Regions from separate parts of the Mus musculus genome. Here region 2 is linked to region 1. Evidence: chromatin loops called from intact Hi-C (ENCODE). Cell type or tissue: left cerebral cortex. All regions are shown on one strand.

The links. A loop is a pair of places that touch in the nucleus more often than their neighbours do. Peaks named below come from ENCODE experiments on the same cell type or tissue, not always from the same donor. Only the 100,000 strongest peaks of a DNase experiment are listed, where the experiment ranks them.
Region 2: a loop joins it to region 1, with 2.2 times the contacts of the local background. A loop is called at or near these places in 6 of 42 quality-filtered maps.

What each region holds. Positions count from the first base shown.
Region 1 is chr1:105,352,765-105,360,764 of GRCm38, reverse strand. Rnf152 (ring finger protein 152) reads left to right here and starts at 4,055. Exons shown (of 3, transcript NM_178779.4): 1 at 4,055-4,422; 2 at 5,602-5,724. It overlaps Gm17634 (predicted gene, 17634), which reads right to left and starts at 4,758. Exons shown (of 2, transcript NR_151540.1): 1 at 3,860-4,758. In left cerebral cortex, a CTCF peak has its summit at 4,185; DNase peaks (open chromatin) are centred at 4,316, 4,673, 5,205, 5,561 and 2 more places; H3K4me3 peaks cover 2,472 bases; H3K27ac peaks cover 1,409 bases.
Region 2 is chr1:104,998,437-105,006,436 of GRCm38, reverse strand. No RefSeq gene overlaps it. Among named protein-coding and RNA genes, the nearest start is that of Gm29012, 110 kb to the left of the region's middle. In left cerebral cortex, no CTCF peak of the experiment used is centred here; DNase peaks (open chromatin) are centred at 2,464, 2,842 and 4,040.

The DNA of each region.
Region 1 (8,000 bases):
AACATCAGAGCAACATTCGTGTTTCACACCAATTAACGGATGAGGAGGATGTCACACATCCCAATGTTTTCTAAAGTTCACACTTGCTCTGGGGAGAGATGATTTGGCAGTTGACATCTTACTCTCTTTTTAGGATTGAGGATGCCAGGCAAAAGCAGAGGAAGAAAGACCTTACTTTGACAAGGGCAGCTTGCAAAGCCCCAGTCAGTTCTCCCTCAGCATTGGGTTGCATTTGGGCATGCAGGTATTTGGGCGTGCAAGCGTGAGAGCACAGGACAGGGCTGGTCTAGTTCCTCATCCTCCTTCCTCTTTCTTCTTCCTTGACTCCTTCCTATCCCTGTCCCTCCTTGTTGGATAAGTTGCTGATGGTACAAGTTGAGAGATGATCCTTGCCCTCAAAGACCAGGAAGGAGATCACAAAGTGATCTATGTTCTACATCTGCATCACATTCTTCTATGCAGGTGTCATCCTGATAGAAGCTTTGCCTGGCCATCTAATTGATCTTAGCTCCACCCTAGGTTCCCAGAGATGTCGTGCTCTGCTCAATAAACACTTGTGGAGCATCTCTACTCCACGCTACAGGTACAAAGCTAAGAATTTAGTTCTGCCCTTTACCAAACTTAGGCGATGCAGCATCCTTCAGTGTTGTAGGGCTGACTGGCCTGATCCATTGCCAAGTGCACACCTTCTCTCTCCTCCTGCTGATACTCAGAATGGTTCTTCCACTTTCCCTTGGCATTGTATGGTTCATCATGGTATTGAAATCTTAGTTCCAAAAGCTCCCTGTGAGTGAGACTTCTCTGGCCTAAGGTTTCCCTCAACATACACACCACACACACACACACACACACACACACACACACACACACACACACCCTTCATCGTCCTTTCCCCTCTCATTTCTTTCATGGTCTCACATGTAATTCCTTTTATTATGAAAAGAAATTTTAACTGGAAAGTGAGTTCTGTAACTGCAGGAACTTAGACGAGTGGTTTCCCACCCCACCCTGCATCCTAACCCTCTTGAAACACGGTCCATATTTAATGACTATTGGCTTTTTGAAGGCATCAATATTTGGACCATGTGCACATATATGTGCTGAGGCCAAAGGTTAACCTCAAGTGTTGTTCCTCAGGTGCCATCCAAGCTGATTTATAAAACTGTGTCTCTTCATTGGCTGAGTGAAGGAGCTCACTGATTCAGATAGCCTGGGTCCCCAGCTAACCCCAGAGACCTGCCTGCCTCCATCTCCATAGTGCTACAATTACATAGGATCCGAAGGGCACACAGCCACACTGGCCTTTTCTTGTGCATTTTGGGCAATGAAACACAGGTCCTTATATCTGCACAGGGAGCATTTCACCAACCAAGAAGCTCCCTAGATCCAGCATTGGTATCTTTATCTTGTCTGCAGGTCTGTGCACCTGTCTTTAACCTGGCTCTTCCAGACCTCAGGTGCTCACTTGCTTCTCTTTCACACACATGCACAGTGGGTTGTAAGAACAACAGCAGCTTCTCTGGCAGGACTTTGCCAGCTTGTACTTCGAAACTCAGACTGGTCCTAGCTGCTCTGCTCCTGGGTGCCCCACAGATGAATTTGTTACAACACGTTCTGCCGGTTCTTGCCCTGACTTAGACCGTAGCTACCTGTCCAGATTCTGACCTCCAGTGTGTCTTAGGAACTGCCCCATTGCAGCCTGCCCCAGTTAATTAACCTTCTCTGTGTGACAGCTTTACAAGACTGGACAGAAGGCAGAACACCCATGATGCTCTGTGAATTAAAATCCCAGCCAGTGGAAATGAATAGAGTTGGAGGTGTTAACCTTCTACATGCTGAATTCTTGCATTTCTCACTTCAAAGAATTGTCTAGAAAGCAACTGGGGGGGGGCAGTTTGAAACATTTTAGAATAATTACTGAATCCTGAAATTGCTTTCCTAAAAGCAATCTTGAGAGGCACTCATGCATAATAATATTTCTGGGCTAAGCTCTGCTGGTAAAATGTTGGGGTGTTATGAATCACCTTCTTTATTTCAAGTCCCTGACCAACATCTGAGTTGTTAATACCTTGCCTAGTTTCTCATTATTATTTTTTTCCAGAGTCCACAACATGGCTCAGTGAATAAGATGCCTGTCCTAGATTGCCTGATCCTAGATTGATGATCTGAGTGCAGTCTCATGGGGAAGGGGAGAACGGAGTCTTGAAAGTGCAACCTGTCCTCCATACCTATACTGTCACCGGTGTGCACCCCTCTCCCTAAATAAAATATAACTAAAAACTAGGAATTCCAGTTCTTAGGAAAATGAGGCAGGAGGAGTACCAGAATGGTCTGTGCTGCCTGATAAATTCCAGCTTAGCCTAGGCTACATGTATGAGACTCTGCCTCCAAAAGGCCTTTTTAATTTTTTTATTAAAAAAAATTATTTTTTTGAGACAGGGTTTTTCTATGTAGCCCTGATTGTCTAGAACTTGCTCTGTAGATCAAGCTGGCCTCGAACTTACAGAGATCCTTCTGCCTCTGCAGGAGGTCTGTACAACCTCCACTGGGCTAATCCCACCCCCACATTGATGGTGAAGTTAAAGATATTCTTGCAAAGTAACCTTAGGTTCCTAAGACATGCATGCAGAGCCTCTGTGGGTGCTGTAGAGGTGATAAGGGAACAATGGAGCAAGAGTCTGCCTGGTGACTGGAGGAAGCAGAGCTCCTACTGGGATCCAGAGACTGCAAGCTTTGTGGGTCTCCCGGATGCAGGTCCCCCCCCCGCCCCCCCCCCCGCGCCCCCGCCTCCCGATGTGTTAATAGCCTGATTGGAACACCAATTCACAAGTTGTACACGTGGGACAAAGCAAGTAGGACCAGCTGCCAACACGGATTCATTAGCTCATACAGAGCCATCATGGGTCTCAGGACTTCTGGAACAACAGCAGTTCTCAACCTGTGGGTCACAACCCCTTCAGGGGTCACAAAAGACCATTGGAAAACACAGATAGTTGCATTCTGATTTGTAACAGTAGCTAATGTTGCTATATGAAGTTAGCAACAAAAACAATTTTATGGCTGGGGGGGTCACCATAACATGAGCAACTGTGTTAAAGGGTCACGGTATTAGGAAGGTTGAGAACCACTGCTGTGTAAGAAGGAACATAGGACCCATGAAGGGAGCCCAGTACCTGAAGTCTAGAAGAAGCCATTTGCTCTGTGCATTAACAGAGCTCCTTTAGCTGAACCACAGAGATGAGGAGACATAACTCAGGTCAGTTTTCAGTTTCTTAATAGAATGGATCCCAAAAGGCCCCAGAACTCAGGCATGGTGCCCCAGACCAGCAGGGGACACCTATCTCCCCTTTTCTCCACTATATGTTAAGTGAAAAAGCAGGAAGAGACCTTATCTTTAGATTCTCCTGGGGTTACATGACATTAAAAGCATATCCCAAAGGTAAGGGCTTTGTTTCTGTTTAGGAGTACAGAGGATAAATCCAGATTCATGCACCCTAGGCAAGCAAGCACTTTACCTCTGAGCCTGAAGTTGGGTTTTAAGGTGGGCAATAGGGTAAACTTAGTAGACCCTCTAGGCTCCTTCCTGTTCACCTCTCCTGTGAGCTTCCTTTACACAGGAGGTTGAGGTGTGAGGTGTCCCTGTGGGGCTCTTTGGGAGCATATCCCGTTCCATGCTGACAGGTTCCTGCCCTTGTTGGGTTAGTGAACTTTCAGGGGCAGCCAAAAAGAACCCAGGGGAAAGGCAATAGCCTAGACTCCTCCCTCTCCCCTGTGGTCTTGAGTCCAGAGCCGCAGCTGGGTCACCACCTTGGCCAGTCCCAGTCGTTCTAGCCTGTGGTGCTCGGCCTCTAGGTCACACCTGATACCGTTCAGGTCCTCCTTCCGTGCTCGGTCCAGGTGCTCGCTGGTCTACGGTGGGTAGAGGGCGCGTCCCTGCTTCCCCACCCACACCAAGAGGTTGGCCACTGGGGACCGACCGACAGACAGACAGTCGGACGTGCCGGCCAAGCTGCCGGGTGGAGTGCGGGAGGGGGTGGAGCCGCCGGGGAGGGGCGGTCCGCGGAGCAGAGCTCACTCAGCCTCCCGCTCCCTTCAGTGCTTGGGTCTCTGGGGGTGACACCAAAAGCTTCCGCTCAGTGTCCGGTGCCTGGCGGCGGGTGTCCGATCGTGGAGGCGGAGGACAGCCGGGCAGGTGGAGGGCGCCGCCTGAAGCCAAAGGAGAGACGAGCAGGGCTGGGCTGCGGGAGGCGCTGCCGCCACTCTGCCCGCGCTGCCCCGCAACCTGCGGCGGGAGGAGCAGGCAGCAGCCGGCCCTCAGCGCTCGTCTAGCAGAGCGCAGCGGGCAGTGCGGACCCCCGGGATGCTTCCGACGTTGCTGCAGCCGCCGGCGGCGTAACAGAGCCGAGCCTGCTGCTGAGAGAGGTCAGTGAGTTTCGGTTTGTTTTCCTGTTCAGTGTGCTCCCAGGTCCCGGGTGCAGAGGGGACTCGCGTGGAAGGCTGTGCCTAGGAGAAAGCGGGAAAGGGCAACGGTAGCCTGAGATATAACTGGAGGTTCTTCCTGGACTATGATTGGGGTGGTTTGTTTGGTTAAAGGAGTGCGGAGCTGGAGAGGCGTCTCTCGAGGAGGTGGTCCCGGGAGTTGGGTTTTCCTCGGGCTTTGCTTTGAGTTGGGAGCGCGATGGGGTCATGGCAGCTGACTCTGGTTCCTCGGAGTCCTGGGATGCCCCCTGGAGCTCTGGTCCCGGGAGCTCGCCTCATGCACGCGCCGCACGCGCCCTTGAGGTGCGCGCACATCCCTGCCGTGCCCCCCCCCCCCCCCCAGCATTCTCAAGCCCTGGGTCGTCCCCTCCAGTCCTGTCCTGCCTTCCTACTCCCGATTCCTAGCTAGAAGTTGCCCCCAAGCCATTATTGGAAAAGGGGGCCGAATGGAGGGCCAGATTCTGGGGGTCTTTTGTGCGGACCCACGGGCCTGGGGCGCTTGCTTCTGGAAGGACAGCAGCAGGACAAAGCCGGCAGGACTTGTGGGGAGCTTCTCCACAGTGTTGGTTTGGGATCCCGCCTACCGTGGGGGTGTGGTGGGGGAGTGCTGCATAGATTTGGAAACAGTAGGGTAATTGACAAAACAGAGACAGTGACTTGAGGTGGTGGCCAGGCAACGAAAGGATACTCTCAGATGCATCCCTGATTGTGTGTGTGTGTGTGTGTGTGTGTGTGTGTGTGTGTTTGTCTGGGCAGGCGACTACATGCCCCGCATTGCTAGCTGTGTGGGCTTAACTCGTGTATTTTGCTAGCATTTTGCCTTAAAAAGATGATGGTATTCTCCATCCTGACTCCTATATTTCTGAGGCATTACGGTTGATGGTAGCCGCTTTACCGCGGGATAACTTGGGGGCGCGGCAGGGGGGGCGTAGACTGCAGAGGAGCCAGGAGGTGATTATTTATCCAGGAGAGCCTTAATGACCCTTCCCTGTTTTACCAGTCTTCTACCCCCCATTCTCATCCTCTCGGGACGCCTACTCGTGTTCCAGTGGTCTCGGAGGGTGCTTGGATTTCTGTCTGTGCTGGGAGTATCTAACTATTACTGCATGTATTTCACTGCAGGCTGAACAAAGCTGGGTCTCAATCGCGCTTCCTGCTTGTCAGCCTCTTGTCTCCCAAACGCTTACTGTTTCCACTTGATGTCAACACGCAGAAGGGGGTGAAAGGGACGCGTGACAGATTCAGGTAACCCCAATGATCTGGGTAACTGCCTGGGTGTCTCTGGGTCATTTGGGCCCACAGCGCTGACACAGGGCTGCCTGGGTGTTTCTGCTTTCACAGCATTTGTATTTGTGAGGGAGTAGGGGCCACCCAAGCAAGCAAAAAAAGTCTGTCCTACCTTTGGGACTTCACTCGAATGTCTTGTTCCACCAACATTGCAAATGACTTCATCCTTTCCTTTTGGAGAGGTCACTGGGAGCCACTTATATTGGACCTGTATTAGTTCCACTGGATGGTGTGAATTTTGATGCTGTCAGTACACAGACAGTTGTACATAAATATGGGTTTGGATAAGACAGTGTTTTGTGTAAAGTGGAGATGTCTTCTAATTAAAGATATTGTGGGAAAGTTAATAATCATAAAGCTCATAAGATATTTGACCAGTGCTCAGTTCGGGCATTGGTCACATGCAGTGGCCTTCTGAGGAAGAAGGACTGTTTCTCTCCCATCTTTTCATTGCCAAAGTATCAGGGCAGGCTGATGCTAAATTACTGGCAGGTAGCAGAGAGGGCTGCTGGGTAGGAGCAGAACGAACATAGAAGAGACAGAGCTTTAGTTATGTTTCCCTTTATATAGACACAAATCATTATCCTCTCTTTCTCCATTTTTTTCCTTTAGATTTTGGTTCTTTCCCTAAAACTCTGGCCTATCATGATAGAATTCATTGAAAACTCACCTTCAGATGTACCAGGACACACATTTCAGCACTGGCATGCCTTCCTAGAATCCAGAGCTTTTAGCATCCCATGGGCTGGAGCATGGGCTAGATCCAGGCTTTCCTTATAGGGAGGTCAGATTGTTGAGGACCATTGGCTCCTGAGACCTCTTTTGCAGTATAACAGCATCAAGGACCAGAGTGGATGCTCTTTACAGTTTTTCTCGAAAATCCCTCTAAAACTAATTAAAGAGCTTAAGATGTTTGTCATTCTGTTCTAGGATAGTTTTGCTTCTAAAGGTGGCTTTAAAACCAGGAGTGACACCAACGTTGACCCTTCTACTGAAAGCTTGGAAAACCATTAGAAGTGGGGCAGTCATTTTGTTCTAGCTAAAACAAAGGCTACTGCTTTGCAGAGACAAGATTACCAACATGGTGTTAGGATGAAGGTATGTTGACAGGTGATTTTTCTGTCAGCAGTAATTCTGGGTGTGTCCTGGATTACAGCAAGAAGAAAAACCACGTGATGGAATAATAGGGAATGTAATAATGCAATAGAATCAAGGGTGTGGCTTTTTAATAGGAAAAAAAAAAACCCTCACACACAATTTTCCACATAGAAAAATAGCTGCCTGCACATGTAATTGCATGTCCAAGAACAAAGATAGCTATAGTGTAGTATTAGATTTTATTGTAATTTTTCATCATGTGCTGTGATAACTCATAATGAAATGTTGATTTACATCAGCTCCCTGGGGTCATCTTCTTTACATCATCTTCTTCCTGGGGTCTCGGGAGGTGGGCTTAGCTCTAGGCTGGCATAGCTGACCTTTGAGTCCAGTGTTTACTTGTTCACCCTGCAGACGCTTTTGTGTACTTAACAGAAATACGGATTCTGTGCAAGGTGCCAAGGGGTAAGTGATGGATAGAGACAACGGTCATGAATCACCCTCAAAGAGATTATAGGGAGACAAAGAAATGCAGGTCTTACTTGGAAGTGACTGAGAAGGCCTGCACGTCTGAGGAGGCTCACACAACCTCTGCTTGATTGTCGTTTTCTCTAGAATGTTCTGAATTCCCCAAATGTCTGGGCTGGGTCAGAAGTAGCCTTTTCTTTACAGACATTGAACTCTTCAGTTGGATTTCCATGGCTGCTGAGGCTCCACCAATGTAGGGAGGCCATTTTCTTTTCATTTCTTTATGACTATTCTACCTGGACCTTCTTGTTCAGCAGTCAGCTGTGCATCAAGTTCAAAATAATGTCTACATTCCTGTGTCACCTGATTTAGAAAGCAGATGGGGACAGGTAGACTTTTGTAGGTTTCTTCTCACTCATTTTAAAGTACTGAGGTGTTATTGATTTTGCTGTAGTGAGGAATATTCAACATACCAGTGCCCGACCATTTCTTTCCTGGGCTTGCAGAATAGAAAGGCCAGGCTCGCTGTAGTTGCTCAGGCCCTAAACTGATAGAGGCTTGCTCAAACTTGGTCTTATGGAATCACTGCTCTCAAGAAAGTGGCTCAGGTATCACTCAGTCTACCCCATAATCCAGCCCAGAAGCATGTCACATTGTTCTGGTCCCAA
Region 2 (8,000 bases), 350 kb after region 1:
GCTAATCTCTTTCTCTTTTTATACAGACTCTCTTGTTTCCTCATTTAAACCCAAATACCTTTGAAAGTTAGGCTGCATTTAATGCATAAGCTTTGTGCTGGTGCAGATATAAAGTCCAGTAGAGGAGCATGAGAACATCTGTGAGCAAATGGAATGACTCCTGTGATTTCATCTGTTATGGATGTTTTAGTTTAGAATGGTTACAGATTGACTTTACCATTCTTTACCACGTGGGAGAAGAATTTTCACCTGCCATATGGAGGTATAACCAAGCAACTGAATACAGTGCTGATCAAACTTTTAGAACATAGTCAAATATAATAATTCCATTTATATAAACAGTGTCTCACAACAGAACACTAAAGGATGTATGTCCATGGCTTGAAAATTCTCTTGAGGTAAGTATTATTTGAGGGTTTCTACCCCACCTTTAATCATTGAGCTCACAAATAAAATATATAAAAGCTTTATATTTATAATAAGCTTAAAGTATTAGAGCTGGGCAGATGTCAACTCTCTATGCTATTTTGTATATTTTACTGTCAATAACCCCAAGATATCACTTGCCATATTCCACCTGGGCTTCTCTTACTCCCACTGGTTGCCACCAATGGCCATGTGCTTTCTACCTACCCAATGACCTTTTTTCTTCCTCCTCTTTCTCATTGTGGTCTCTGCTGCAGACGACAAGTCCAGGAATCAAAGCCCTGTCTACCTCTCTTCTGCCCAGATATAGGTTGTAGGCATCTTTATTAACCCAATAGTTTTCAATTTAGGAGCAAGGTTTGTATAACAAAAGCTGGCACACATGAGAATTCACTGGTCTTGAGGCAACTAGACCTTGGGATACAGAATTTAGAAGTACAGTATGTCACAACAGACCAAACTTCAACAATAGTTTTAAGAACAGTATTCAATAAGGCTTTCAAGTATACTAGTTAATACAGAGGATATAAAAATAATTTCCCTACTTAAGCTTGCTGTCTATCTAGATTATTCATTTAGTACATATTAGACATCTTGGACAAGTATGGTCAAGGAATACATTTAATTAGAAATTAGATTCCCCCATCTCACAATCGCATTTCTGACCCATAATTGTTCCTGTCTGAAAGAATTACAGCGATAGAAATGGAGAGGAGCCTGAGGAAAAGAAGGTCCAGCAACAGGCCCATAGCAGGATCCAGCTCAAGGAGAGGCCTGACACTATTACTGAGGTTATGGAGAGCTCATAAAAAGGTACCTATTATGACTGCCCTCCAAAAGACCCAACAAGAAGCTGAAAGAGTCTGATGCAGATATTTGTACCCAACCAGAAGCAGCTTACCCCTGTTGTTGAATTAGGGAAGGCTGAAAGAAGATGAGGACCAGCAGTCTCACCTCCAAGATCACTCAAACTCTGGACCACCAAAGAGAGAGCATACACCAGCTGATATGAGGCCCCCAACACACATACTGTAGAGGACGTCCAGGTCTGTGTTCATTCAGAGATGGTGCACCTAACCCTCAAGAGACTGGAAGCTTCAGTGAGTTTAGAGGTCAGGTGGGGTGGAGGGTGGGGCATCCATATGGAGACAGGGTGGTGTGGGGAGGAGGTGTGGGATGTGGAGCAGACAGAGGGTGGGTGGGGGCAGGGAATGGAATATGGAGTGTAAAAAGTAAATTAAAAATAAATTAAATAAATAAAAAAAGAAATTAGATTCCTATGCAGATGATCTCATTTTGCCTAAATAAGCATTTGAAACAATAGTCTGTGCTTTTCTAGGAGAACACTATCAAGACTTTTCTGCTAGGAGTTTCTATTTATATCATCTCAATATTCTTCTTGTAGACAAGAAATTCCTATTGTTTTCTTTTCTCCCACAGGAAAACATCTCGTCAGAAGAGAAACAAATCAAGGTGACGGTAATGGACAAATCTTAGTAAAGTTCTATTTTAGTCTCAAGATCGTCTACCAGTGTGGGTGACATTGAAATGAAAGGACGAGAGACACCAGCTTTCTGTCCCCAGAAGTCAAATAAACAAAATGACAAACACACTTGCCTTCTTTTCTTTGGAGAATGAATGTTCCAGTCAGCACCAGTCTTGGGATTTCTACTTGTGCAACGCTGTTACGGATTTCCAAAATAGAAGACCAACTCTTGAGTAATGAACAATCTACCTTCACAGCAAGAAACTGCTACAGGGAGCTCCTTGGTGATGGTGTGTGTAATAATTAGAAATATGAGCAGAAATTGACCTTCCAAGTTGGATATGTTATTATTCACTTTATCTGCTCAGTGTCACAGTGGGTGCTGTCAGAGAGACCATGACTAAAATCCCAGGATGAAGACTTCTCTGCCAAATCTCATATGTAATCGTTTGCCAAAAGTGCCTGAGATGCTCATGGCATATGCTCAGAGCCATGTAGGAGCTGGATGTGGCAAGTACTCCTGAGTTTACAGAGGATTTGAGTCCTGTTTGTAGGGATGGGACATATTGTAATGTGGCAGTATGCCAGTGCCCTCCAGAAATAGCTTTCTGCTCTTTCAAGAGGAGGCTGTCTAGGGTTATATAAGGTTTTGGTAACATAGTCCTATTTGATGACATTCATTAAAAAAAAAAATACCCTCTACATAGTTGTTCTAGTTTTCCTTCTGTTGCTGTAATAAAACATTCTGACCAAAAGCAACTTAGTGGAGGAAGGGTTTATTGGACTTACATTTCTAGGTCGCAGTCCATCACTGAGGGGAATCTGGAAAGTAACTCATGCGGAAACTTACAACTGAAGCCACAGAGAAATGTTAGTCTACTTGCTAGCTTCAACTCAGGCTCATGCAGCTAGGTTACTTATACAGCTCAGGACTACCACCTACCCAAGGAAGGGTGCTTCCCACAGTGAGCTGGGCCTTCCAACATCAACTAACAACCAAGTCAGTTCCCCTCAGATATGCCTACAGGCCAATCTGATCTGGGTAACCCTGAACTGAAACTTCCTCGCAAGTGAATCTAGGCTGAGAGTCAAAGCTAACCTGGACAAAAGTGTAGAAAAATAATCTTTTCCAGAGAAAACATCATGGAGCATGGTGAGCAAATATATTCACTCATTTCTTATGTCATCTGTGGCAGGTGTCCTTACATGTAAAAATTTGCTGCATACTATTAAAGACAATTAAGTTAAAGAACATCACCAGTCAGTGTGTAAGAGATCAACTAACTACTCTGTTACTGTTCTCATTCCAAGGTGAGTGCTTCCCATGATGCGTCCCGTTCCTTTCCAGGTTTTCTGTGTGTACTTTGCTTAATTTTTTAATGTTATTTTTGTTTAAATCATCATCATCATCATCATCATCATCATCATCATTATTACTATTATTATTAGTGTGTGTGTGTATATTCTCTGTGCTGTTTTCCCTAAACCATGCAGCTAAGGAGTTCAGATGTCAGTCTAGAACAGAGTCATGAGACCCTTGAGGTTGCTGCGTGTACTCAGTATCCATCTTCAGAGAGATGGCTTGTCTTAATGCCTACCATCATAACGTCTACCAGGCAATATCAAGAAGGTGGCAAATGCTGAGTTTTGAGGTTGGGGAGGCTAATCTTGCAAGCACCATGCTAGACCAGTAGTGCCCCACAGTTGACAAGTGATGAATAGTGATTAGAATGAGTTGATTTTGATGCACATGGACCAGACAGGAAAACAACAGAGGATTATATCAGGCTACCAGGACAACAAGGGAATGCTTGTGTGAGGCAGAAGGAACCCCCACAGACTGGGCTCTGAAGGTTAATTCTTTCACTTTGCATCACAGTTCTTTACCGACTGAGAGTCAAGGCAAAGGTGAATTGTCTGGCCTTACACATATGGCCCACAGCTGAGCAGAGTTTTGGGGTTCTGAACACTGTCCCTTGGCTGTGCCTGAGTACCAATGGACACTAGTACTGCTTCCTGCAAGCATAGTGCCCTTTCTTCACTCCATGATACCCTGCATAGTCTATAGCAGTGAAGTCACATGAATGGAAGTATGGCTTCAGCCATCTGGTAATTCATTCTAGCCTACCCCCTGCCTGCAACAGTGAGAATTCTTCCCAAACACTGCCAAGTCAGCGGCAGAGGACTGCTGCCACCTGTGTCCTGCCAGATTGCAGTAGCATGTTCAGAGCCCCCTGAAGCCATATGTCAGGGCTGAGAGGTAAAAAATATCCTACAAAATGAACACACCAGTTAATTAATAGGAAAGCTGCTGTGTATGTGTGTGTACCTCTGCTGAGGATCCAAAGGGACAGGAACACTTGAAGGACTTGTTCTTGTAATGTTACAATGAATTTTAAAATGTGTCATATACATTTTAAATACACATGCATTATCTAAATTTATATCCTAGGGAAGCTAGAACAAACTGGTTTACTTAAAACAACCTAATTTTATCTTGTAAAATAAGAGGTCAGCATTTGGAAACCAAGGTGTCGACAGAGGTTGTTTCTTCTGGTGTTCAGGTGGATGTTCTGCCTCTCTCACAAGAAGGTTGTCACCAAACCTTGAGATCAGTTCCTTGACTTATAGAGACATCACTGCAATATGTCCCCATCCTCACATTTTCTCCTGTCGGTGGCTCTGCCTTGGTGTTCAAACCTCACACTTAGGTAAATGTACAGGGTGGGGCTCCATTTGAACCCAGTGTGACATCACTGTAACTCGATTACTTCTATTAATAACACTCTGGTTTCCAACTAAGTTCACAACCACTGAAGCTTAGACCATGAGCATGTCTTGGGTGTGTGTATACAGTTTAACCCACAACAAATCTGAGAAACAATGCAGTGATAAATGATAGTGGTTCTCTTCTCTGTTTCCTTCACCCTCCTCCCCTTCTTTCCCTCCCTTCTCACATTTTCTTTTCCTTATCCCCTGCTCCCCCTTCCTTTTTCTACTTTTCTTCTCCCCTCTCTCTCTATAAAACACATTTCTGGTAGTGTTTTCCAGAAATAACAAAGACATTCCAGCACTCAATAACAATACAACAAACTAATTTAAAATTGACAAAGCATCTAGATATATTACACAGGGCAATATGTGGATGACAGGTAAGCACATGGAAAAATTCAACATTATTTTTAGGATACTGTAAATTAAAGCTCCAATGAGACACTATATAGTATATTATTATTATTATTATTGCTGAAATTAAATATATTAGCTATTGTTGGGATGTGGATGACCCAAGGCACTGTTTCTGGGAATGTTGAAAAAGTCGAATCACTTTGGAAAACTTTGTGGTTTGTTTGTTTTTGTTATTTAAACATGTACTTAACATGTAATCTAACCATTCCATTCCTGAGTATTTACAAAGAAGAGAAAATATGCCCATAGGAAGATTCACATGCTCATAGCAAATTTGCTTATTGTTTGAAACTATAAACAGATCAAATATCTGTTCACAAATAAAAAAATACAAGTTGTGGTTTGTCTATAAAAGGGAATCTTATTCCACAACATAGCATAGTTAGTTGTTAATATGATGGCATTGACAAATCTAAAAATAATTATTGCTGATGAAAGGAATTTAGGTAAAAGGGAAATATATATTGTTTGGTTAGATCCAAGTAGACGTCTACAAAGTGTAAAACAATCTATAGCAACATAACATCTATCATCACTAATTAGAGTTGAAGAAGGTAGGGTAGGTATTATAAAGTTGCATGTGACAAACATTCTAGGTGACAAATATAGTCAGTGCCAAGATTGTTCACTGGTATATAAATGGATACAAATCATTATACTGTACAATTAAACATGTACATTTTGTTGAATGTCAGTTATATGTTAGTAAAATATATGCTTGTTCTCTTGGTTAGGGTTACTATTGCTGTGATCAAACACCATGACCAAACAAGTTGGGGAGGAAAGAGTTCATTTGGCTTCCATTTCTACACCAAAGTTTGTCATCAAAGGACAAGAACTCAAACAGGAACCTGGAGGCCAATGTTGATCAAGAAGCCATGGAAGGGTGCTGCTTATTGGCTTGCTCCTCATGGCTTGCTCTGCCTGCTTTCTTATAGATAGAACATAGGACCACCATCCAGAATGTATTGGATCCTCTGTCATCAATTATTAATTAAGAAAATGCCCTATAGCTAGACCTTATGGAGGCATTTTTCTCAGTTGAGGTTCTCTCCTTTCAGATGACTCTAGCTTTTGTCAAGTTGACAGAGAACTAGCCAGCACTCCTATGATATGTCAGTTATTTCCCAAGGTGGTGCTCAGTGAAATATTCATTTACTTCTGAAATCACTGTGTAGTGAAGATAAGGTTGAATGTCAAAGGAGAGTAACTTACCAATAGAGTAAGACTGGAACCTTCTGAGAGAAGGGGAACAGGGACCAGAAATGGTAAAGGGAAAGAACATGATTCCTGGAGCAGAAAAAGAGGCATGGCAGAAAAATGGAAAAAAATGATCCTGCAGACGATAATTTCTCATAACAAACCCAACACCACCTCTTCTTGTGATGTAGCTGTAGCTCTTCTCTGTCATTTGACTCCACATTCTCGGCAGTGTATTCACCTTCAAAGTGGTCTTTGTGCTCTTTTGGGGGGAACTTTTATCTCTATGGCAAGAAGAAGTCCATCTAATCACCAGCAATGTGGAAGAATGAGTGTTTGCATCAGCCAAGTTCTGGTCAGCGCATCACCCTTTAGTTGCAGTCTACAGTGGAGATTCCTAGCATGGTAGACCAGAGTCACTATGTCTTTTCTGGGCACTCTGTGAATTTCTGACTCATGAAATCCTTGACACAGCAAGATGGTTATCACTAAATGCCACTGTTTTTTTTTTAATTTGTTTTTTTCAGTGCAGTATAAGTCAAATGGGCAATAGGAAAGGCGAGAGAGAAATGGAAATAGTAAAAGTAAGACTAAGATCTGGAAATGGTAGAAAAGTAGATAAGATTCTGTGGGCAATCATTGTAGATTTTGAGAGCAAACAGCATGTAGAAGGGATCTACAGAATTCTGGATCAGTAGGAGAACCCTTGGTATCATGAGCAAGGCAGATACACAAGTAAAATACTTGAGTGGAAGAAACTCCTTCATCCTAACTCTAGCCATCTGATCATCCTCAGAAGCTAAGAGCATGGACAGAGACGTACAGCAGGGTTTATCAGTTTTTTGTACCAGGAAGAAAAAGTTATTAATCATTGTGTTCTGGTTTGGTGTTGTGCTAATTATACTTTGTTTTATTTTTAACTTATTTTTATTTACATGTACTTGTATGTTAAAGTAAGTTTATGTGAGAACAAATCCTCTGTCTCTTTCTATGTCTTTCACTAACAACTCTCTGTCTCTGTCATTTTCTGTCTCTTTGCCTGTCTCTGCCTACGCCCCCTCCCCTCTCTCTGTGTGTGTAGGGCAGAGGATGGCATCAAGTGTTTCCTAATTGTTCTTCTAATATTCTGAGATAGACTCACTGAGCCTGAAACTCACAGAATGGAGCCAACTGTCTGGATGGCAACTCTATTCTTCCAAAATTGGTAAGTGCCACCATACCTGGTTTTATACATACAATAAATTAGCATTTTAAAAATATAAGTTAAATTATGAGACATGTATTCCATTAGTAGATAATTTTAACAGAGGAACTATTAACCTAATTTCATCTATTGTCCAACAAGAATCTTCTTAAGAGTCAAACAAAAGCTTTGCAATCCTGGCATATATCTATAGAAACATCTTAACATATATTTATTATTAGAGAAACAGTAGACTGGCCTTCCTAGTGAATTGATCCATAATAAGAACTATTTGGGTGGTGTGACTTCTGTTAGGAAGAGTCCTAGGGCCATTTTAATAAACTAACATTCTGATATCCAGGTCTAGTTACACATAATTGGTAAGCTGCTATCAACCTTTAATCAACTGTGCTGATTTTCCCATGCCTGGATTCTGTTTTTGAGTTTATGGATTCTTTCATTTCATTTCTACCTTTCTTGCCTGTTACTTAGATACTTCTTTTTTTTTTATTAAAT